Linked DNA regions of Mus musculus: regions 1 and 3 are each linked to region 2. The links are chromatin loops, found by intact Hi-C in ENCODE. Cell type or tissue: left cerebral cortex. All regions are shown on one strand. Region 1 holds the start of Zfp40 (zinc finger protein 40). Region 2 has its middle 5.0 kb from the start of Gm5493. Region 3 holds the start of Gm41543 (a long non-coding RNA gene).

Region 1 (8,000 bases), 460 kb after region 2:
TTTAAAATCATTGATATAACCATCTAATTAGAAGTTTTACACTCCCTGTTAATTAACTAAAACTGAACAGGAAAAAAAAATTAAAAGAAAATCTGAAGAAAGCAAAGGAAAAAACTAAGCAGAAAAGACCTCTAAAATGAAATCTGAATTCACTGAAGGAATTAGGAATTGAAGGAATTGAGGAATTGTCACAAGATGAGAAAACCTTGCATGGACATGGAATGGGACATATTATTATGAAAATAACAGTGTTAAAAGATTTATATGACTAACTCAAAATCCATAGCAATGTCCCCATGAATTACTTCATATATATATATACAGAGAGAGAGAGAGAGAGAGAGGCTTCTATAAATTTACACAGAAGCACAAAGACCTTAAGAGTACAGAGCAACCCCAGACACAGAGCAAAGCTTGATTTATACAGCTGTGATTTCAAATGATCCTGTAATCCTACAGGTGCAAAGGCACCATGGGAGTCACAGAAGAGGATCCACCATATCCAGCAGGTGACTTTCACCAAAACAACAAAATGATACTCTATAGACAGTCTCATCAACCAAAGATAAACAGAAAAGTATCTACTTTTAAAAGAAAGAAACTGAGTCCTGTTCAATGAATTGTGAAATGTGCAGAGTAACACAATGGAAAACAAGTCCATATATGGACATAGGGACCTAGTTTCTGAATAGAACTACAAATTAATAGGACACAAGAGCAAAAAGCAACAAACAGGACTGCATACAATTAAAAACTTGCATTGAAATGGTATGAAGAAAGAGCCTACAGAATGGATTAATTTATTAGCAAACTTTCTTAGTACAATATACAAATACAGAATTTATGAAGAATTTTTCAAAAGCAAATAAATAATATTATAATCAATAAATAAGGATGAAAATTAGAGCAAGTTAAAAAGCAATTAAAACAGCTTAAATGTACATAGCACATACTCCACAGATTTAGCCAAGAAGAAAATGACCATCTAATATACACTCGGGTCTCTTCTCTGTCTAATCTACCCTTAAGGTTCTAACCAATAACAAAAGCTGGAGACAATGCAGGAAAAAGGACACAGAGATACAATGTCAGTGGGAATCTAAGTCACTGCAGCCACCAGGCAAGTCAGTGGACAGCTTCTTGAACAACCAAACATGGAAAAAGAGAAAACCTAGACAAGATACTACTCACATTTATAAAGGAAATACTGCAAAATATCAACAACAAAGAAAGGAGCAGAGGAAGAGGAAAAGAGACATAAGAAATAGAGAAAAATTAACAAAATGGTTTGTTTATATTTAGTTTCAGTGATTTCTTGAAATGCACGTGGATACTGATCCCCAAACCAAATATGAAAATAGAATATTGCTTCAAAAAAACAAAACAAAACCCCAAACACCCTAATATACATAGTATATATAAATAAATAAACATATATATACATAGCATATATATATGTGTATAGAACATATGTATTAATATCTACTCTATAGAATCTATATATGTGCTTTCATATACTTTCCATAAATATACATGTGTATGTGTATATACGAATATATATGTATATATACACACAAACATGTATATATACATAGATATGTATTATACACACACATATATACACATATTACTTCAAAAAGAAGAACACAGAATGCTAAGAGTCAAGGAAGTTTTTAAAAAGGTATGCTATAAAGAACATTTGTTATAATTATGTCAGGTAAGGGATAAAGTCAAATCTAACAACTTACAAAACAAAACTATTAACAAATGATCAAATGGTCCATTTCCAGAAAGTGATGTGCTCAATTTGCATTTCACAATACAAACTTTTCAAATACAATGACAGAACGGTAGAAGCAAATAAACAGTGATGCAGGGAAGCTCCAATGTCCACCATTCAGTGATGTGGAACATTAGTGGAAGACAACCAATGAAAAGCACAGAAAACCAAGAATACTTAGGCCTCCAGAGAATCATGAACACAACAGCAGAAGACACAACAGTCTTCTCAATCTTCAAGTAGCATGCTCCACTGTGGCCATGCCTTAGGACAAGTCTTCCAACCTAGGAGTGATCAATGTTTAATAAGTGTCTTCTCTAAGAACCTGGAATGCTGACATCAACAGCAGATAGAAAATGGAAGAAGCCATGTGACTCAATGAAAGTGTGTTCAAACACGAGAAGACACACAAAAGAATATTTATATTCTGTAAAGATTCTAAGTAACCTGAACGAAGATTCCACAGGCATTTTTCACAGAAATAGAGAAAATCTTTCTAAAATTTATAAAACTGTGAGAAACCACAAAGACTTCAAAAAATTATGAAAGAAGGCTCAAACCCAGAGGTGATTTCAAACTATATATAAAAATTATAGCTACACAAACCCTGACTAGTTAACACAGAGATGGATGACAGAGATGTCAATGGAAAGGCAATGTAGTCAGAGTTTAATACTCTGCACAGGTTTTAAGCAAATCTTATTGAAACCTGGCTGACGTTATTTTAGGAAATGGAGAAATTAATCCTAAAAGACACAGAACCTGAAGGAACTACAAAATGTTTCATGAACTCTGAGAACAGAAAAAAAAAAAAAAAAAACAAGAGGCATCAATGGTTCTAACTAAACACTACATTAAAATTATAGTAACAAAACCTGGTAATATTGGTATGAAGACACAACCAGAGCTGTGACTAGGAGAGGGAAGCCATTACTCACATGCAACGTCAAATAAAATTTTATTTGCCTCAGAGTATTAATACATAGAGAGCCTTCAAACACCTATGATAGGATAAGCCTGAGACTATTCTCAGTGCAACTCCTTTCTAATTTAATAGAATGTGGCGAAACCAATCTCATGTCCTGTTTTTACTGTCACTTGGGCTCCTCCCGATCCCTTGCTCAATCCCTCTACCATACCTGGATCCTTTGCTACAGTTTCCTCTCTTCACCATCCAGGGCTCTTTGCTCTGCTTCACAGGTAAGCAGGACTGGCTGAGGAGTGTGAGATCTGCATGCGAGAAAGATATTCCTCAGAGAGTAACTGGAACTTTTCATGAAAGAAAACGGAAAGATGCTCACACCTGTCAAAAGAATATACTTGAAGGAAGGAGAAAATATCATGAAAAATGCCTGTCGTTCTCTAAGGATTTCACTTTACTCTGTGAGATGTAAGACTAATCACACACATAGTGTAGTTTTCCCAGCACCTTGAGGAAGAACAAGGAAGACTGCAAGAAAACTATTCTCACCTAGAGAAACCAGACTGCTATACTTCTCCAACTGGAGATCTCTGTAAAAGCCCCGTGAGTAAGGTCTAGGCCTTCACATTCCTCCTGCACCAAGTCCACCTTCACAGCCTTGAAGATCAACAGATCCTTAAATAAAAAAGTAAAACAAACAGTGACAAAAAGCAGACAACAGTTTGGCCACATGTGCAAGGGCAGAGTGCTTTTTGTGAAACAAGGAGTCATTCATTACTCTGATTCCAGTGAGCGAATACAATTATTGAAACGATGCTTTCTAATTTTAGTTTTAATCTAAACTGAGTTTGCTGACTATAAAATCATGATTACACATTTCTGAATTGTGTATTTACACTCCAAATACTGTATTTATAGAGTGCTTACATCTCAAGACAGAAAATTAACAGGGAGTAAAATTTGCTTAGTAAACATTAATGTTTACAGCAGTAACTTTGGCATTTAATAAAGTACTGCTATGGGTAGCTGGCCAGAGATGACCACTCAAACAGTTTATAGCCCACTCAAAGTCTTTATTCCAGCCGGTTGAGACCACACCCAAGTGTTCAGGGACCTAAGTGTTTCTGTGAATGTCCAAAACATAGGGGTTTTAAGGGCAGGGACCTCATCCAGGCATCTTGCATAGCAGCTGCTGGGGCCATTCTGCAGAGTAAGTAGTTTGAAGCAAGCAGTTTTTAACAGTAGCTAAAATAGGAGGTTAGCCATCCTGATGGGAGGTTCCAGCACACCAGCAGCTAGGATCTAAGGTTGACTGGAAGAGGTTACTCAAAAACTTTAATCAATGGCTAAGTATGGTAGGTTAGCTAGGACATCCTGACCTAGAATAGAGTTGGGTCGTTTTTTTCATGGGATTCTCCATCAAGAAAATAATTTTTTAGTTAACCCTGGAAACGGTCTCAGCAGGAATACAACAAGATGGAGGAACCGCTACACTGTTTTGCTCTGTCACAGTGTATATTCTGATTCTATCAAATCTGCACTGGTTCTTCATGCGACTAGTATCTACAAAGCTTTCTGCTGTGCTTAGTCCCAGGGGCAAAGGACAATCTCTGAAATAGGCAAGTAGTAGAACACAGAAGTTAGAAAAAAGCATGCATGAATTTAAATTCCAGCAGCTTTGTAACTATTACAAAGCAATGAGAAGCCTGCTTGCAGACAACAGATGATGCAAATGCTCTAGCAGATTATTTTATGAAAATATTCTGGCCAGCATAAGATAAATGCAAAAATGACGATAAACCCCTGTTCATATGATTTCAATCTTCCCGACAATGGTAGGCTATCCATGGTTAAAAGATTATCTACTACAGAATTGTGAGAGCGGCTTCCTTTGAGCAGCCTCCACCCTTGCTCCCGCCCGTTTCCCAGCCCCGCGGCTCCTCTGACCTGGGCGTTCTATGGCTGCCGGGCTGAGGCTCAAGCTACAGCGCTGTTGACTAATGACTTTCTCAGGACTCCTCTCGCGGCACCTGTGGATGCCTGGAATTTTCACGCCCTCCTAGAGAAGCCCGTGTCCTCCACCCCGGATTCCGGACCTCGCAGCTTCCCCGGTCCCTCAGTGAATGGTGAATTTTTCTGTCACTCTGTGCAGGCTCCTTGGAGCACCGCCCTAGCTCCGCCCACCACACGCTGGTTCCGGTTACGTGAGGGTTTTTTTTTTTTTTTTTTTTTTTTTTGTAAGCCCACCCCTCCCAAGCTCTTCTCTTTCTTTCTTTCTTTCTTTCTTTCTTTCTTTCTTTCTTTCTTTCTTTCTTTCTTTCTTTCTTTCTTTCTTTCTTTCTTTCTTTCTTTCTTTCTTTCTTTCTTTCTTTCTTTCTTTCTTTCTTTCTTTCTTTCTTTCTTTCTTTCTTTCTTTCTTTTTTTCCAAGTCTATCCGATTGTTTTCGTTTTTAAAAACTTCCTCGCCTTCTGATCAGGCGAGTATCCCCGCTCCGCGGAGGCAGGTCCCTCCTAGTCAGTATTGGACAGCCTGTCACACAGCTCTAGCTGTCAGGCTGCGCTGCACACGCTCAGCACAGTCCCACCCACCCACCTACCAGGCTTGCTGACAGCTAGACCAGAACTGGATCTAGTCCGCTGCACCCAGGTCTGACCCAGACCGTGGCTTCTGAAGTCTTCAGATAGAAGTTATTCTGCCTAACTTTTCATCTTGAGATACTAGCCTTCTGGACTACAGCAAAAAGGAATCAGCCGACACCCTAAATTCTGACTTTTGTTCCGCTCCCAACATTATAGTAAACCTAAGGTTAAAATGCCCTTGACCTAAAACAGACAAACAAACAAACAAACAAACAAACAAAAAACCCAAAACAAAACAAAACAAAACAAAAAAAAACTATAGCTGTGTCCTTTAAGGAAAACACTGTAAGTGGTATCTTAAAGATACATAGCTCAAAAACCAAGAGTCAAATTCAAGGAGAACAAAGCAGGTTGAGCATGTAAATGAACTAAAAAAAGACAGGAACAAAATGATTTGTTGGGGGGAGGGGGCAGATAGCAAATGCTGATGGAAATGAGGACGACTTAAGATATGAAGATTGAATTCAATAAGTAGCTAGAAACATCGAAAAAGTCCAAACTGAAGTGAAGCAAGAAATCAAAACTGCAATGTCTAATAATAACTCAGAACAGGTAGGAGACAGAATATCAGGCTTGAAGACAAAGTACGGGAGCGGGATGTCTCAGTCAAAGGAAATGATGAATTAAAAGAAAATACACAAGTAGCACTGTTTAAAGGCAGAAGTGAAATTTAAACTGTGCATCCAACACTTATATGAAATAATTTAAATTTTAGACATTAACAACTCAATCTGGAGAGCTTTACTGGGAAGCTGGGTAATTATTTTCATAACTATGCAAATTGGAGTGACACTGAAAAGCCATCTGCATCCTTCTCTCACAGACCTTCACTATTACCAGCCAAACATCTAAAATTTTAACTTGGGGGAAGACATTTGAAGAACTCGGGATTTTGAAAGGAAATAGATGTCTCAGGAAGTTGATGGTCAGTTAGCCCAACTAACAAACTAGAACTGAATTCATATCATATTGCACACTACGGCTTTCTCCACATGATGGTGACTTTGCCGTTTTGCTAATTCTCAACAGGGGGAAGGAAGGAGGGAGGGAGGGAGGGAGGGAGGGAGAGAGACAGAGAGAGAGAGAGAGAGAGAGAGAGAGAGAGAGAGAGAGAATTGTTAGAAGAATGATCTAGGATTGAAATGAAGTTCAGAATGAGAGGGTGCACTAAGTGAAATATATCATGTGAAAGGGACATCACCATCATCGTCATCGTAGATATCACATCAATCTGTACTTTCATTTTGAGTCTTCATTTTCTATGCTATGTAACACTAGCTTCATAAAGAGTCTAGACATCTTGTTTCCCTTTTAACTGAAGGAATATTATAAGTAGCTTCAGAATCAGTTATTCTCTGGAGTTTTGACAGAATTCTTTGATGAATCAATCTGTTTCTTGGTGTTCCACTCCCCCCCCCCCAGAGGGTGTACATTTACTACTGCTTCACTGTTGATGTTGCTTAAATATCCACTTATTTATTTATCTCATGTTGGTATAATTTTGGTATGTGATTTGAGCCAGGATATCTGTTTATTTCCTTTAGAGTTTCCAATGTAGTTGCCTTGAGGCCTTTAATGTCATTAGGCACAATATATGCTTGTACAGTCATGTCTTCTTATTAGATTGTGCAGTTACTTTGGGTACTTCTCCAGTCATGTTAGCAAATATTCCACTATAAATAGCTTTGGAGACTAGGCAGACAAATCTTCTTTAAGATTCCTTTTCACCTCAGTTAGAATGAACCTCATTTGGATACATAACAAATTCTGACAAGAATGTTAGGAAAGGGACGCTATTATACACTGCTTCTGGGAACAGAAACTAGAGCAGCCACTTAGGAAAACAATCTAGATATTTCTTTAAAATCTAGAACTAAAACTAGCATATATACTACAGTGTTTAGCCATTTACCCACAGATTATCTCCTGATAGTTACCTGCAATTCTCTGAGTACACCCATGCCCCATCTACATAGGCTAAGGAAAATAGAATTCGCTATTACCTGTTTCTTTAGATATTCTAGCTAAAAATAAATAAATAAATAAAATTGTCATAATTATCATGAGGACCAGTTTTCTCTGGTGTGTTCTGGGGTTCAAGCTGTGCTGGTATGATTGTGACACATTAAGAGGCATCCCAATTCTGCAAGGAGGTGGGAGCTTACACACACAGATGCAGAACTAGGGTTTTGTCTTTAAAGCACAGGGTTCTGAGCATGTTCATTTTTCAAATGACAGGACTATTTGTTTCTCATTTTCATAAGTTTGCTGTTTCTCTTGGGAATGCAAGAGAGAAAGAAAGAAAGAAAGAAAGAAAGAAAGAAAGAAAGAAAGAAAGAAAGAAAGAAAGAAAGAGAAAGAAAGAGAAAGAAAGAAGAGAAAAGGAAAGAAAGAAAGAAAGAAAGAAAGAAAGAAAGAAAGAAAGAAAGAAAGAAAGAAGGAAAGAAAGAAAGAAGGAAAGGAAGGAAGGAAGGAAGGAAGGAAGGAAGGAAGGAAGGAAGGAGAAAAAGAAAAAGAAAAATGTCACCATCTAATAGAATCTGCATATGTGTATGGATTAAACATATTAGTGATTAATTCTGTGTCACCAATAATACATCTATGTTGACTCAAGGAAAGAAATAAATCCTTTTTCCTTAGAGACATTTGACTAAGACC
Region 2 (8,000 bases):
TTGAGCATCTCTCATTTCATTATGTTTCTTGTAAAAAGAAATTTGGAGGATTATTGAGCACACATAGAGACAAATACACTAATCAGGTAAAAGGGTGTTCTGTCTGTTATTGGAAAGGAAATTGTTTTGGGTGTTAATTCTATGGAGTAGCATCATGGAACCTGGTGTAAAGAGGCAGAGGTGTGACCCAGTGATGCTGGAAGCTATCCTGACTCAATTAAGAGTTTCTACAGAGATAATGCAAAAGGCAGTTGTAAAAATGAATGTATCAGGTCTACTCCTTTCATATCTTTTCTTTGAGTGGGACCCCATGAGTCAAAATAGCTTACCTGTCTGAGCAACGGTGGGGGTACTTATTGCATCCAGCCTACTCAGTGCTGGATTCATCACTCTCTGCTATGCCCTATCAGTGGACATCTAGGGAAATTCCCAAAAATACAGTCCCCTTCTCTCAGGCCTGATGAAATATTATGGGGCCCAATCTCAAGTTTTCATCAAAACTACAGTATAAAAACCTCAAAATATTGGCAAAAAAAAAGACACATTGATCAATGAAATGAATTGAAGCATACACATAAATATATAGGGCCACCTGATTTTCGACAAAGACACCAGAAATACAAAATGAAAAGGAGTAGCATCTTCAACAAATGGTGCTGGTCTAACTGGATGCCTGTCTGCATCTAAAAAAATGCAAATGGATCTATATTTATTGTTATGCCCAGATCATGGGGTCCCCAATGACTACCAGGAATCTAACATGTATGCAAAATCAAAGAGTCTTTACTCAAGCTCAAGCTTGAGCCCTCCGACATCTCCAAAGCACTGGATGGGTGTGGAACGTCCCGAGCTGTTGAAGCCTTGCCTTATTATCACCTTTACACTAGGTAGGACACTTTCCTACTTGGCAGTTACACAATTTTTTGACACTTGAAAATGGCAGCTTGGCACATTTCTACTAGCCAGAAATGATTTCAACTTTATAGGAATAGTAATTGCTAGCTTAAGCAATCTATTTTGAGGTGTTTTTTTTTTCCCAGTAACTGAGTTCAATCTAAGAGCAAGTTAAACATAAAATGGGGCCTAAAAGTAAAGTGGAGTTTGAACATGTAAGCAGGTCCCTTCACCTATAACCCAGTGTAACCCTCAAGTGCAAGTGGATCAAAGACCTCAATATAAAACCAAACAGGATGAATCTGACAAAAGATAGAGTAGGGAAGAAAAGTGAACACACTGGCACAGAAGAAGACATTCTTTAAATCACAAGGAAAAAAAAAGTAAGAACAACAATTAATAAATGGGACCTCAGAAAACTGAAACACATCTATAAGGCAAAGGACACCATCCTTGGACAAAACAGAAGCCTAGACAGTAGAAAAAAAGATTTTATCAATTCCACATCAAATTGAGAACTAATATCCAAAATATATAAAGAACTAAAGTAACTAGACATAAAAAATCAAGTCATCCAATTTAAAAATGGGTTACACATCTAAACAGAGGATTCTAAATGAAGAAAACAGCCAAGAAACACTTAAAAAATGTTCAACACCCTTCAGGAAAATCAAAATCACTTTGAGAACCGATTTTGTACTTGTCAAAATAGGCAAAGATTAGTAATACAATAAAAGCTCATGCTGGAGAGGATATGGAGCAATAGAAACACTCCTCCGTTGTTGGAGGGAGTGAGATCTTCTACAAAAACTAAGGAAATCATTGTGGCAGTTCCTCAAATTGATGGTAACCAAACTACTTCAAGATCCATCCATACCACTCTAGGGCATATACCCAAAGGACACACCAACCTACCCAAGGACCATGTTCACTGTATCTTTATCCATATAGCCAGAGACTGGAATCAACCTGCATAATCTTCAAAAGAAGAATAAAGAAAGAAAATATGGTACATTTACACAAAAGAGTATTACCCTGCTATTAAAAGGATGACATAATGCTTCATATATAAAGAACTCAAGAAGTTAGACTCCCAAAAAACTAAAGCCAATTAATAAAATGGGGTACAGAGCTAAACAGGATTCTCAACAAAATGTCTGAGAAGCACTTAAAGAAATGTTCAACATCCTTAATCATCAGGGAAATGCAAATCAAAATGACCTTACACTAAACAGAATGGCTAAGATCTTAAACTCAAACAACAGTACATGTTGGCAAGGATTTGGGGAAAGAGGAACACACCTCCATTGCTGGTAGGATTGCAAGCAGGTACAACCACTTTCAAAATCAATCTGGTGGCTCCTCAGAAAAGTGGAAATAGTTATACCTGAAGACTCAGCTATACCACTCCTGGGCATATATCCAAAAGATGCTCCACTATATCACAAGGACATATGCTCCACTATGTTCATACCAGCCTTATTTATAATAGCCACAAGCTAGAAACAACCCAGATGTTCCTCAACAGAAAATGTGGTACATTTACACAATGGGATACTACTCAGCTAATAAAATTTTGCAGGCAAATGGATGGAACTAGAAAATATCATCCTGAGTGAGGTAACCCAGACCCAAAAGGACATATATGGTATACAATCACTGATAAGTGGATATTCGCCCCAAAACTCATAATATCCATGATACAACTCACAGACCATATAAAGCTTAACAAAAAGGAAGACCAAAGCGTGGATTCTTCAATCCCACTTAGAAGGGGGAACAACATAATCACAAGAGTCAGAGATAGGGAGGGACCTGACTGGGAGGGGGAGAGAGGAAAAAAAATGGTGGGTGGGGAAAGGATCAGGTATGGGAATAGATATGAGAGAAATCCAGAGGGTCAGGAGAATCAATAGAAATATGTAGCAGTGGTGGGTGGGGAAGAGACCTGGTACTTTCTCTTGGGATGTGAGAGCCTTCCAAGAGCCAATGGGGAAGACAGTAGCTGAAATGCCTAACAGTGAGGAGATACAAAGTGAAGAGACCACCTCCATTAGATAGACATGGCCCCCAGTTGAGGGATGGGGTTACCCATCCATCTCAAAATTTTTAACCCAGAGTTGATCCTGTCTAAAGGAAACACAGGGAGATTATATAGATAGATAGATAGATAGATAGATAGATAGATAGATAGATAGATAGATAGATATAGATATAGATATAGATATAGATATAGATATAGATATAGATATAGATATAGATATAGATATAGATATAGATATAGATATAGATATAGATATAGATATAGATAGATAGAGCGCAGAGGCTGAAGGAAAGGCCATCCAGAGACTGTCCCACCTTGGGAACCATTCCATCTGCAGACACCAAACCTGTATGCAGACACTACTGCTGATGCCAAGGTATGCTTGCAGACAGGAGCCTGGTATGAATGTGCTCTGAGAGGCTCTGCCCATACCTGACTAAGACAGATGCAGATACTTATAGCCAGCCAGTGGATTGAGCCTGAGGACCCCAATAGAAGAGTTAGGGGAAGGAAAGAAGGTGCTGAAGGAGACTGCAACCTATTAGGAGGAACAACAGCATTAACTAATCAGAACCCCAAGGAACTCCCAGGGACTAAACCACCAACTAAAAAGTATAAATGGCTCCTTCTACATATGTAGCAGAGGACTATCTTATGTGACATTAGTGGGGGGAGGGGAAGGGAGGATTTTGGTTCTGTGGAGGCTTGATGCCCAGAGAAGGGGGTGAGACAGCAGTGGGTGGGTGAGCACTCTCTAAGAGGCAAAGAGGAAGGAAGCTGGGGTGGGCGGTTCATAGAGGAGAGATTGGGAAGGGGGACAACATTTGAAATATAAATAAAATAATTAATTTAAAAACAACCTGACAAAATGTTTCACGTCTCCACAGCCACCAATGTCTCTGAGGCTGTCACTATGGCTCATTACAAAGCCACCAACTATATAAAAATAAGAAATAAAAAAAAGAATACAAATTGCTAAGATCTGGCCATTTTGACTGAGCAACCATAGTGACAGGAGCCAGAGCAGCAGCTAAGGTTGTCCCCGTTTCCCCTCCCCCTTCCCTTTTCTGGCTGATCTCCCAGGCCCTGCATTACACAGTCCCGGTTCTGCCATGTCCCAGAAACAAGAAGAAAACCCTGCGGAGGAGACCGGGGAGGAGAAGCAAGATACACAAGAGAAAGAAGGGATTCTCCCTGAGAAAGCTGAGGAGGCAAAGCTAACGGCCAAATATTCAAGCCTAGGACAAAAGCCTGGAGGCTCCAACTTCCTCATGAAGAGACTCCAGAGAGAGGTATGGGACACCCTTATACTGTGGCACCATGGATGAAGTCTATAGAGGGTCTACTGCATGTTTTTCTCCAAAGTACTTTGACTCAGGAGACTACAACATGGCCAAAGCCAAGATGAAGAACAAGCAGCTGCCGAGTGCAGGAGCAGATAAAAACCTGGTGACTGGTGACCACAGCCCCAACCCACAGGACTTGCCCCAGAGAAAGTCCTCACTTGTTACCAGCAAGCTTGCGGGGTAACCTGGGCCCCTCTCTTCCCCTTCCTCACCCACTGGACTGTTATATATTGTAGGCAGGGAATGAGCACCTAGTCAGAGCTCAGCTTGCCATCTAGGGGAGACATTCTGCTGGGGCTTAGGTTGAAGAAGGGCTCTGAGTTCATTTCTTTGGGTAAATTGAAACTTGTACACTCTCATGATGGACCAGTAGAGACCCAAGAATAGGAAAGACTAGGAGTGCAGAGTGCTACAGCTTTTCCTGTGGTGAGAAATGTGGAAGATACAAGTTCTCCTGCTGGAGGTGCAAGTCCTTAGACAGGCTGTCGTAGAGCAGTGTCACAGGTTCAGTGTCCCAAAGCTGAATTGACATGCTGGGAAAGGCAGAGTGAAGGAGATGCTCTCTGTGCTTCTAAGTGTCTTGTCCCTTAGGCCTCTGTTCTTTGTGTTCCCATCATGGGTGTTTAGGGTACCTTCAAAGGAGAGGGGATTTGCTTGCTTAAAACTATATGACCTACTTAACCCCTCTGCTGTGTTCCTCCAACAGTTGCCGTGCTTCTAAAGGAGTGTAAAGTTTATCAGACATTAGCTAAAGAAAATGGTATCTTTTCTCTTCCAGCATGTTGCTTTTTGAAATACTTGGGCTGTAGTTCTTGTCATGCTCAACAGCACTGATTTGCGAGCTTGGCCAGGTCTGTAGCCTCTCTGGATTGATCCTGTTCCTCATCTGTAAATAGACAGAAACTCGTGTAGGCTAACTCTGACTCTAAAGTCCTACACCTGCCATACCCTTCTGGTCATCATAAAACCAAAATTGAGGCAGGCCCGTGGCTGAGCCTCAGCTTTGTAAAGCCAGAAGTACTATATGGGATGAGAGAGAGTTTGAGATTTAAGGGCCACAGCTTCCAACAACAGTCTCATAGGTATCATAGCCTTTTTGAGAGAGAAAGAGAACAGACCTGAAAAGGCTGGCCCTGGCTGTGTCTTGACTCTGCCCACTTTCCTGGGTCTGCTGTTGACCCTAGCTGCTACAAACCTGTTCTGGCAGAACGGATGGGCCTGAGGAGACAGGCCCACTGATGTGGCATCTTGTGTGAAGTGTAATCAGACACTGGTTGTATGTTAGACATGGAGGAAGAGGGATGAAGGGAGCTGGTTCCCAGAGCTTAGAGCTACTGCCAGCTGGAACAGCTGCTCCTTAGCAGATGATTCACTGGTGGAGGCTGGAAAGAAGGTGCAGGAAGGGAGGCAGTAGCCTGTCTTGCTGTGTCATCACTAGTTCGGCCTGGATCTTACTGAATGCCACCTGCTCGTCATGGGCAGAGAGGGCCAGAGTGAGAACGGCTCAAAAGAGCAAGATGGTGCAGTCTTTCTCCACTTTACAGATTGCAGTGTGCTCTTAGGGTGTCTGCTGAGTTTGTATGTGCATTAGGGGGAAGACATGTAGATATGCTCTTCTCCTGACTGGCCACTGCCCAGGTCTCAGCCATCATGCAGACTGGGTAGAAATAGGCTGGTGAGGAAGGAGTGGAGAGAGCAGGACTCCTGGTCTCCCTGTTCCCCAAACTCCTTGACTCTCATTTGTAATTGTACATAATTTTCGTGGTTTTGCTCCATTTTCTCATGTTGTCATCCTTAATCAGAAGTCCATGTAGGAAGGGGACCAAGTGGAACATCACTGTATAGTTTCTTCAATGTCCCAACCATGTTGTACATATATACATATATATATATATATATATATATATATATATATATATATATATATATATATATATATGTATGTATATATACACACACACACACACAATTGCTAAGACTCAAGGAAGTTTTTAAGGATTTGCTGTCAAGAGGGTTGGCCACAATTATAGCAGGTAAGAAGAGAAGCAAAACAAAGAATATCAACATTTGAACAAAAGTTTCAAAATACATGAAGCACTCATTGACAGACCTATAGGAAGCAGACGGAAGTCGAAGCAGATAAAGTTCAATGTCCACCATTGAGAAAGATGACCATGAGCGGCACAGAGCACTAGTAATGAGTAGCACACCTCCAGAAAATCATCCATACAACAGCAGAAGATGCACAATCTTCTCAGACTTCAAGCAGCATTCACCAGTGTGGGCATGTCACAACAAGTCGTCAAGGCCAGGTGGTACAAGCCTTTTATCCCAGCACTAGAGATGCTGGGGCAGTGGATCTCTCTCAGTTAAAGGGGAGCCTTATTTAGAAAGAGTTCCAGAACGGCCAGGACAACCTAGACAATGTGGCTCAAAAATCAACAGTAACAACAACATAAAAGTCTTCACACCTAATAAAGATTACAGTTTAAAAAATGTCTTCCCTAAGACCCTGGAATGCTGACATAAATAAAAGAAGAGACATAAAAGACATGAATACTGAGTTACTGCTAGCATGTTCTCACTCAAACATGTGAAGAAATATAAAAGAATGTTTTTAATATTTGAAATACCAAAATCATACTGACATTTTGAAATACAGAGAAATTCCTCTGAAAATTCATAAAATGAGAAACCAAAAAGAATTTTAAAAATTATGACAGAAGGATCAAACTGAAGGGTGATTTAAAAATATATTAAAACTACAGCAGTGCAAAACATTGAGAGCTGACAGGAAGACAGACGACAGCAGAGATCAAAGGGAAGGTAATATAGTCAGAGTTTAATACTAGCAGAGACATTAAACAAATCTTATTAAAATCCTGCTGGCATTATTTTAGGAAATGGAGAAATTAATCGTAAGAAAACTTAAAGGAACTACAAAACGCTCCAAAACTCTAAGAGCAGAAAAAAAACTAAGAAGCATCTTGTGTTTTGACTAAACAATATATTAAAATGATAACGAGGAAAACATTTAACATTGGTAAGAAGATATGGCCAGTGATGTGAATGGGACAGCATCCCTCACATACAAAAGCAAATTAAATTATCTTTGGCTCTGGGTATTAATTCTCACATAGAGAGTATTCTACTACATACAAAGGGAATATTATGATATTAGTCTCAGTGCAATTATCTAAAAACAATTGAAATGAAATAGGATCTGTCGAAACCAATTCCATGTCCTCTTTCCACTGTCAGTTGAGCCTGCCCACGCCCAAGGCTTCCTCATTCTCTCTAACATGCCTGGATCCTTTGCTACACCTTCTTCTCTTCACCACCCAGGGCTCTTGGTTCAGACTCACAGGTGAGCAGGCCTGCCTGAGGAGTGGGACACCTGCATATGGCAAAGAGTCTTCAGAAAGCACCCAGAAATTTCCATGCAACAAAAATATATGACGCCTCCAAACAGATAAACATGAGAGAGAGAGAGAGAAAATGTCACAACTAAAAATGTCTCCTTTCCTGTAAGGATTTGAATGTACTCTGTAAGATGTGAGACTCACTCACACAGAGCTCAGACACAAGCAGAGTCATTCTACCAGGAACCCCGTGGAGGAGCTGGGGAGACTGCAAGAAAACTATTGTCACCCACAGAAACCAGACTGCTGCACTTGTCCAAAGGGAGATCTCTGCAAAAAGCCCTGTCAGCAGGG
Region 3 (8,000 bases), 810 kb after region 2:
GTGGTGGCAGTTGAAACAACGGCGGACCTCGAAGCGCTCAGTGATAAGAAAGTTATGTTTTAGATAATCCTATAGAAGCAAATTCCAGGACCGTATACGCCAAAATAATCAACTTTTCCAGTCTCCCTTCACAACCTACAAAGTGTGAAACAGCCTCAGGTCCACAATCCGAGGTCCCCTCGGTCTTGGCCTTGGTTACGGGCAGCAAGGGTGGGATCGTTTGCCCGCGCAGCTGCTCGCTGTCTGGACGCCGAGGTCATTCCCGACGATTAGACGGAGTCCCTAGGAGTCAAGGGGTGGCTGCGTGGAGGGTCCTTGCCACGCAGCAGCGCCAGAGCTCAGTAAATGTCAGGTGAGTGCCAGCTTTACCAAGCCCCTCGCCACTTCTTCCATTTTTGTATTCCATCTGCCCATCCCTGTCAAAATCAAGAAGGCTCACACCTTTAATCTTCGATGCCATCCTTATCCACACAGCGAATTTCAGGACAGACAAGGTTGCATAGATGGATTATATCTCGAAAGAAAGAAAAGAAAAGGAGAGGTGGGAGGGGAGGGGAGAAGAAAAAGAAAGGAAAAGAGTTTGATTTAAGGGCAACAACTCATGCATCAGGCCACCAATGTCCCTCCCGCTCCCGCTCCCGCACTGGGGGCAGTTGCTGTGCTCTCTCTCACCAGATGAAGGAGGTTGCCTTGAGAAAACAGGGCCACGCCCAGAGTGCGGAGACGGGTGGTCCATCCTCACTTAACCTCCTAATATCCAAGAAATCTGGGTTGAAAGTGCATCCCTTCCCTCGCGCTAGTTGTCTCTGTTATGATGTGCCTGAGGTCTAGGAGTCCAATCTAAATTCTATCTGCTAAAGTCCGCGTTTCTCTTCTCTCTGCTTTCAGAAGCTTTATAGGTCCGCTCCCCGAATCTGCTCCTCCTCCTTCTGCTGTTACAGAAAGAAACGGTAAGGTGAAGTTGCAAAAAGTCAAAAACGCCTTGGTACTGGGCTCATCCGGGATTTGAACCCGGGACCTCTCTCACCCAAAGAGAGAATCATGCCCATAGACCAATGACCCAGCATTGTTTCCCCTCCCCTCTCTCTGAATGAGCTAAAGTCACTGTTTACTTTTATTCTCAATTCTTAGGTTAGTCATTATCACTGTGCACAAGAACCGTAAGGATTCACCGGTTCACAGCCGCTATGGGATTTCCAAAGCGGAAGCTAGTCCAGCGACATAAACCAAGTTGATGATGAGCTGGCAAAATTTTCATTCTCTAAATGCCTGACAGAATACAGATGGGGTTACCTGTCATTAGAGTAGAAGACATTCTAGGCAGGGTACTGACGTTAGAGATCACAAAGGGAAGTGCAGACAGCATTCATTTTTAAATGATAAATGCCAATCAAAACAAAATACAAAACTGACAAGCCAAAAACTTATAACTTGGCTACATAGATTTAAAGTCCTTAAAATAGAGTTTTAGCCAGGCGTGACAAGAAAAACCTAAAATAGCAATACTTGAGATGTGAGGTAATGTGGATTAGGAGTTCAAGGTCATCTCTGACTCCACAGTGAGTTTGAAGCCAGCCTGCACTACCCTCAAAAACATGGAGGGCTTCTGGTGGTGGTGGCAGTGGCGGCGGCAGTTTGGTTTGGTTTTGGGGTCGTGTGGCAAGAAAAAGAAATGGAATCCTAGATATCAATAGCTCTGTTTCTCTCATCTTTGAGACAGATTCTTGTTCTATTCCCTGAGCTAGCCCCAAAGAAGACACCCTGCTACAAGTGTACAATCCCAGACTGCTCCTAAGTGGATTAGGTGAGAAATAACCAAGCTTTGAACTGGAGGTTCGCCAAAAGGAGGTTCCTTGTGAGCTGGGAAGAGTTTCAAGACCCCCAAACTGCATATTTGTCATCCTTGCACTGTGGAAGCCAAGGCTGGGGATCAGTCTAGGTTGCAGGGACCCTGAACTAAAGTTCTAGGAGAACCAAGCTGACCACCACACAGGCAAGAGGTCTTGTCCAATACATACAAGACAGTTCAGGTTAGCAGAAAGGGTGGACAGTTTAGAAGTCCAGAGCCTGGGCTCTTGCGGTTCTGCTCCACTGCTGCGCTGGGAACCTCTAGAAGGAACCTACTACCCACTTCCCACCCGGCTACAGCCTAGTACAGAACTGAGACTCCCACACTATTGAATTGTGGGATCCCTCCACCCAATTCTGTTTGATCAGACCTCAACCGAATCAACCTTTCTCAGAATGAGACCTCATAGGGAGTTGCGTCCAGACTGTGGAGCCAGGCACAAGGACAACCAAAAGTGGACGAGAAGCAAGGGTGTGTATGGGCTCCTTGGCCTAGTCTAGGAGTCTTGTTTAGTTAGAGTGTAAGAGGGTCAAATGCTGGAGAAACTCCCTCAGCTTTTCTTTCCTATTAAGGGGGCAGAGCAACAGGTTTCTGTCACTGAGTCCCTCCAGGCAACTTCTCAGTATGCAGGGGCAAACCAGCCCAATGGTGTTGGAATCCAGAGTGGGGCAAGAATTCACAGTGGCACTCCAGTGGGCCAGGTCCCAGGCTCCACCCACTGTGCTGGCTAGGCCACCACGTGCCAGTTGGGTATCTGCTTTCTTTGATCAGAGTTGTCAGATAATTCAGCTCCTTCTAAGGGGCCTTTTAGTATTCCCATAGTATTCCCATCGACTTGCCCATAGAGATCGTACCCTGGGGCCAAACCTTCCAGATGCAGACAAAATGTTATGGCTGAGACCAATGGAACCAGACTCCAGGGGAGTGAGGCGTGAATCCTATACATTAGCCAACTGGCTGAACTGTAACTGCGTCCCCCATTCTCGCGCGACCAGTGGGGCTGTTTGGCCCTGTTTGGGAAGAGTTAGTGGGGAGGCTTATTTAATGGCTGTTCCTTGCCTCCATCTTGCTCTCTAGTCACAGACACAGCCTCAACAGCAGTCTCAGCCGCCAGGCAAGGACTTCCCAAAGTGTAGCTTCTCTCCCGAAGTACAGGCTACTTTGGAGCCGGCTCTGTGGTAAACTCCCAAATTTTTATCCCCACTCGAGAGCTCTTGCTAGGGGCAGAGCGCTACTCATTTGGGAATGAATACAAGCATTTAAGGAAATGTAGGGAAGTAGCAGTTGTGTGGCTCGTTGGTCTAGGGGTATGATTCTCGCTTCGGGTGCGAGAGGTCCCGGGTTCAAATCCCGGACGAGCCCTGAATGGGGTCCAGTTTCCCAGTGTTTTTATTTCCGTTATTTTTAGAATTCTAACTAGTTAAGGAATGTTTCTCTGTTTATGTGGCAATCCCCGATGGCAAAACAATGACGCCTAACGGGAGACTCAAACCCACAACCCTGAGAATAAGAGTCTCATGCTCTACCGACTGAGCTAACCGAGCTGTATAACAAGCCTCTGGCCAAGAAGTCATAGAGACGTTATTGTTCTTTTCTCTCTTGGTGGAGAAAATTCCAAGTGGAAAACAAAAAGAGCGCAGGACCATCTAGTGAGGAACTCAGCCACATGGACTGGAGGAGTGCACGCGGGCTTAGATCTACCAAGGTGCGAGCTGAGCAGCCGCTAGGAGACCAGTGTTTGACGCACTGAGGTCAGAAATCTGGATAGGCACTCAAGGGCAACTGCTCTGAAAGGTAGAAGCTTCGCTTTCAAGCGATCACATCTTTTCCAGGGACAGGAAACTCGAGAACTGTTTTTAGCCAATGAAGTCCATGTGAAGGAGTGTAGGTTAGTGAAAATAAGGAGAACAAGGCGTATCTCCCTGCAATGGTTCTTAAAGGATGGGTCTCCTCTAGGCCTATGAGAGGCCTCTAGACCAAACCCAAAACCCAGCAGGTGGCCACAATTTCATCACCCACCTGCTATCTAGTGGGCGTCCCTTTAAAATTCATTCTTTGACAATTTCATGCATTTATATAACGTATGTTGGTCATCTCACTCCTCCATTTTCCACCCACTCCAGCTGGTTCCCACTTATTCCCGAAAGAGCCTCTCTCCTATTTTCGTGTCTGTTGTTTTGCTTGCATGCTTCTTAGTTTGGGTTTTTTTGGTTTGTAGCCCACTGAGTTTTAATAGGGCTGCTTGCATGAGTGTGGAGCGTGACCTCCCCATCCCAGCAACCATTAATTGGCTATAGCACTCGAGGAGGTATGAAGTCTCTGACTGGCTCCTTTTTGTTACCCAAATATTAATTATGGGAAGGCAAGGAGAAAATCAAGGGCTGGTATTTGGCAGCTTTTATAGCTCTCTGGGTCTGAGGGCAGTGTGTGGGGTCAAGAGCAGCCCCCAGCACCCACCAGTTCCCACCAATGGGGAAGCACCTACCGCTGCTCTACAGTCTCTGCATGGTCACAGCTCACTCTGCACTACTAAAGTACGCAAGACAAGACGGGCCGGCTGAGAAACCACATTAGGAGAAAATTTCGCAGCAGGATGATCCAAAGGAGCTGGAACACCTGACCAGGAAAGGAGGGTTTACACCAATCAAAGCACACCTCACATGCAAATGAATGCTTGCCTTTAAACCGATCACAACATTTTCTCTTTAGCGCTAATCACAGTGGTCCCTCTGCTAGATTACAAGAAATGTGTTTCCTCCCTTTCTGTCCTGGATGAAGATGCTTGCAGAATCACCGAGAGGCCTCCCAGGCTTGTGCAAAAAGACTGGTGCAAACAGAAACTGTCCAGGCTGAAGCCATGCCCTTGCAAACTGAAACAATGTGCGCTGTGTGATTGTCCTAAGGCTTTTGGCGCGTGTTACAGGCAAGCAGAGCTGGTGTGGGGGCAGTTTGGCTGCCGATCTGACTGGCACAGTCCTTTCTCTCAAGGAAGTTAGGGGCAGCAAGGAAAGTCTGGGAGCTGCCAATTAAGAATTCAAATTGCCCCAACCACCAATGTCTTTGCTTATTCATAGAAGAAAAAAAAAAAGAACATCAAAAACGGCACTTAAATTTTAAAAAAAGAAAGAAACATTCGCTGTGATTTAAAAATAAAACAAAAAAAAACCAAACAAACAAACAAAACAGGGCTTTAACAGTACCAAATAGCTGCCCAATATCCTAGGGGTAGTTAGAGCTCATTTATCTGTCTCAATTTTACCATCAAATAAAGTGATCAGTCAGGCAATGGGTACTTGGGCTTGTGCAGCCAGGGTGTCTGTCACTCGTGAGCATACAGACTCAGAAAGTAGCTGCTTTGTGAGCATTGTTCCGTAACTCCAGTTATGACAGTGTGAGTCCCCTCTGACTGAGTCTATTGTGTTCCTGCCTTCTGGCAGGAAGGATCTAGCTCCCATGTTAGATGGTTGTGGACTGGCCCTGTGGTTTGCCAACGATGTCTGGGTGGATCTTCATGATGTTTTACGAGTCCTAGGTGTGCTGGACAAGGTGTTTCACATTAATAACCCCAGCACAAGAAAGATAAGCACAAATTTGAGGTCAGTATGGGTGACATAATGAGTTCCAGGCCAGCCTAAGCTACAGTGTGATCTGTTTCAAAAAAGAAAGGAAGGATGGAAAGAAGGGTAAAAAGAAAAGAGAAAGAAAGAAAGAAAAAAGGAGAAAGTATAGACTCATCCCCAGTTGTGGGAAAACTCTTGTAATTAAGGTCAAAGTCCACCACGGCATTCAGAAGAAGCCCTGCTCAGGAAGGGCGTCTCCCAGATTGCAGTGAGCCCAGAGGCTTGTGGTTCTGCCTGAGGAAATGTCAAACAGCCTCAATTAGATTACAGGCTCAATTTCCTTTCTCCTGAGAAAACCTGTTCAGCCAGCTCGGGCAGTCCTGAAGTGCTTCCCAGGCTAATGAAGCATTCCAGATACCCTAAGCCCCCAGCTAATGTCCATCCTTGATGTTCCTGCCCTCCGGTCTCCCACAACTTTACAAGCCTCGGATCACCCTAAGTTGGTCAGCCTCCTATAGCTGGCCCCAGCCTGGTCATTCACCATACATATTCATAGGGCTTCCCAATGCCCTGTTCCTTGTCTCTGCTCCAAGTGCCCTTGAGGATTGAATTGGCCGACAGTCCACGAAAGCAGGAAGACCCACACTCAGCTACTTAGTGCGTTTAAGGTCTAGACAGAATAGGAGACTGTCTCAAAATAAGACAAAATAAAAATCAAACTGTTGGGGTCACAAAGCACACTATCAGACAGGGATGGTTTATTGGGCACATGTCCCAGGACTGGTCAGCCAGAGCCACGGTCCAGATCTGGGAACTAAGTTCAGACCCTAACGGATTTTTAAGACTAAAATCCACAAATGTCTGTTTCGTCAAGTTATTTCACCAATCAGGGTTTAGGGATAGGGGATTTCCTTAGGAACATGTTTGTCATACGTTTGTCCTGCTTCCATTGGATGGGATATTCAACTTGGCAGGGGACTTACCTTGTCTAATATTCATGTCCTCCCTTGTCTACCACGATGGGACTTGTCTGACATTCATGTCTTAACTTGTCAAACCAGGATGTCAGTTACCCACATACATGTCTCTTTCTGCCAAGTAGGATGTCAGTTAAACTTTACTAGGTCCCTACTTAAAATAGAAGTCTTATTCTGGCTACACAGAGAAACCCTGTCTTGAAAACAAACACCCCCCCCCCAAAAAAAATTCTTCTTCCAAATAGTTTCTTATATTGGTGCCGGTGTCTCTCTTAAGCTGGGGTCCATCTCAGGAGCAGCCTATGCCATAAAAGCGCATGCACAGGTGCAGGAAGTGCAGGTTCAGGTGGTTGGTTCAGGTCCAAGCTTATTGTGGGTAACTATACAAAGCAGGTCTACTGACTTCTATCATGATTGATTTCCAGGGGCACAGAACATAACAGAATATGTAGTTAATTTAAGCATGAGAAAGTTTCCTGGTAACAACAGAAGCAACATAGTAACGTACAAAATGAAAGGCTTAGACAGGTAACAGTTACCTAGGCCCCACAAACAACAACAAAACAACATCTGGACTACTTTAAATAATTTTCCCCAAATATACATGTATAGGTTGGGTACAGTGGTGCATGCATTTAATCCTAGCATTCAAGAGGAAAAGGAAGATGGTCCTCTATGAGTTAGAGAGTCAGGGCAGAGTGACAGGATTCAAGGCCCTGTAACAAGCTTTTATCTATTGATACCGCATCCCAGAATCCATCTGAGTCTTGTGTGATACAGGCTGGTACAGGCCCTTGGGCTGCCTTCCCCTAGTGACTGGGTCTGATTTAGATGTGTGTGTTGCAGACTATTTGATCACCTTGTGAAGCCAGATGTGGTGAACTAGAAAAACCTGTTTCCTGATGTGATGTGGCTCAGCCCTAGCCCACACCTTAACCCAAGAGTTTTCTGTAAACAAGAGCTAAATAGAGTCAACAATAAGTCAAAGGCCAAATAAATAAAGTCAAAGCCAAGCAAGCAATCAGTTGACAGGGAGTGAACTAAGAAAACCCAGGAAAGAGAACGGAGAGACTGAGTTGGAGGGTACTTACGGCAGCATGGAGGAGGAGCGGGAGCTTTGCCTTCTGGGACATTGGTGGAGTAGAAAGGGCAGCTGGGTGCTTTCTCTGTCTCTCTGAGCTAGCAGGATTTCATCCCAGCATCTGGCTCCCAAGCCTTCATTGGTAAAATCAAACGTATGTACCATTCCCCTCTCTCCCCCTATACCAGGCCACTAGCTGGGTGGACAAAGTCAGTGTCCTAAGCATGTTAATGTCAGAAACAGAGGGACACATTTGGTTTGCCTTTCCACAATGTCAGAATTTATTGAGTAACAATAAATTCACAATCTACAATTTTCCAAGTAGTCCTGATTTGACTAGATACCTGATTTTTTTTTTCCTGGTTTTAGAGCTTTATTGTAGGACGGTAGGGAGAAAGAAGGTAGAAAGAGGGAGGCCGTCCATGGCCGAGTGGGGGCGTGGGGGGAGAGAGAGGAGGGCTAGAGATGAGAGTAAGGAAGGTGAGAGCTTAAAGAGCTAGATACCTGATTATTGCACCACCACGCTTGCCTTA

The links. Peaks named below come from ENCODE experiments on the same cell type or tissue, not always from the same donor. Only the 100,000 strongest peaks of a DNase experiment are listed, where the experiment ranks them.
Region 1: it touches region 2 in a loop (4-fold over the local background); 7 of 42 quality-filtered maps call a loop at or near these places.
Region 3: a loop joins it to region 2, with 3 times the contacts of the local background. A loop is called at or near these places in 3 of 42 quality-filtered maps.

The regions. Positions count from the first base shown.
Region 1 is chr17:23,188,426-23,196,425 of GRCm38, forward strand. Zfp40 (zinc finger protein 40) reads right to left here and starts at 4,803. Exons shown (of 6, transcript NM_009555.2): 1 at 4,650-4,803; 2 at 3,252-3,377; 3 at 2,920-3,010. The coding sequence starts at 2,954. In left cerebral cortex, no CTCF peak of the experiment used is centred here; DNase peaks (open chromatin) are centred at 3,903, 4,237, 4,817 and 5,287; H3K4me3 peaks cover 2,428 bases; H3K27ac peaks cover 1,248 bases.
Region 2 is chr17:22,730,913-22,738,912 of GRCm38, forward strand. It overlaps the pseudogene Gm5224. Among named protein-coding and RNA genes, the nearest start is that of Gm5493, 5.0 kb to the right of the region's middle. In left cerebral cortex, no CTCF peak of the experiment used is centred here; DNase peaks (open chromatin) are centred at 4,023, 5,645, 7,597 and 7,925; H3K4me3 peaks cover 560 bases.
Region 3 is chr17:23,537,776-23,545,775 of GRCm38, forward strand. Gm41543 (a long non-coding RNA gene) reads right to left here and starts at 898. Exons shown (of 2, transcript XR_876659.3): 1 at 673-898; 2 at 1-416. n-TPcgg1 (a tRNA gene) reads left to right here and starts at 3,140; the gene lies at 3,140-3,211. In left cerebral cortex, no CTCF peak of the experiment used is centred here; DNase peaks (open chromatin) are centred at 954, 3,232, 3,852 and 4,747; H3K4me3 peaks cover 931 bases; H3K27ac peaks cover 753 bases.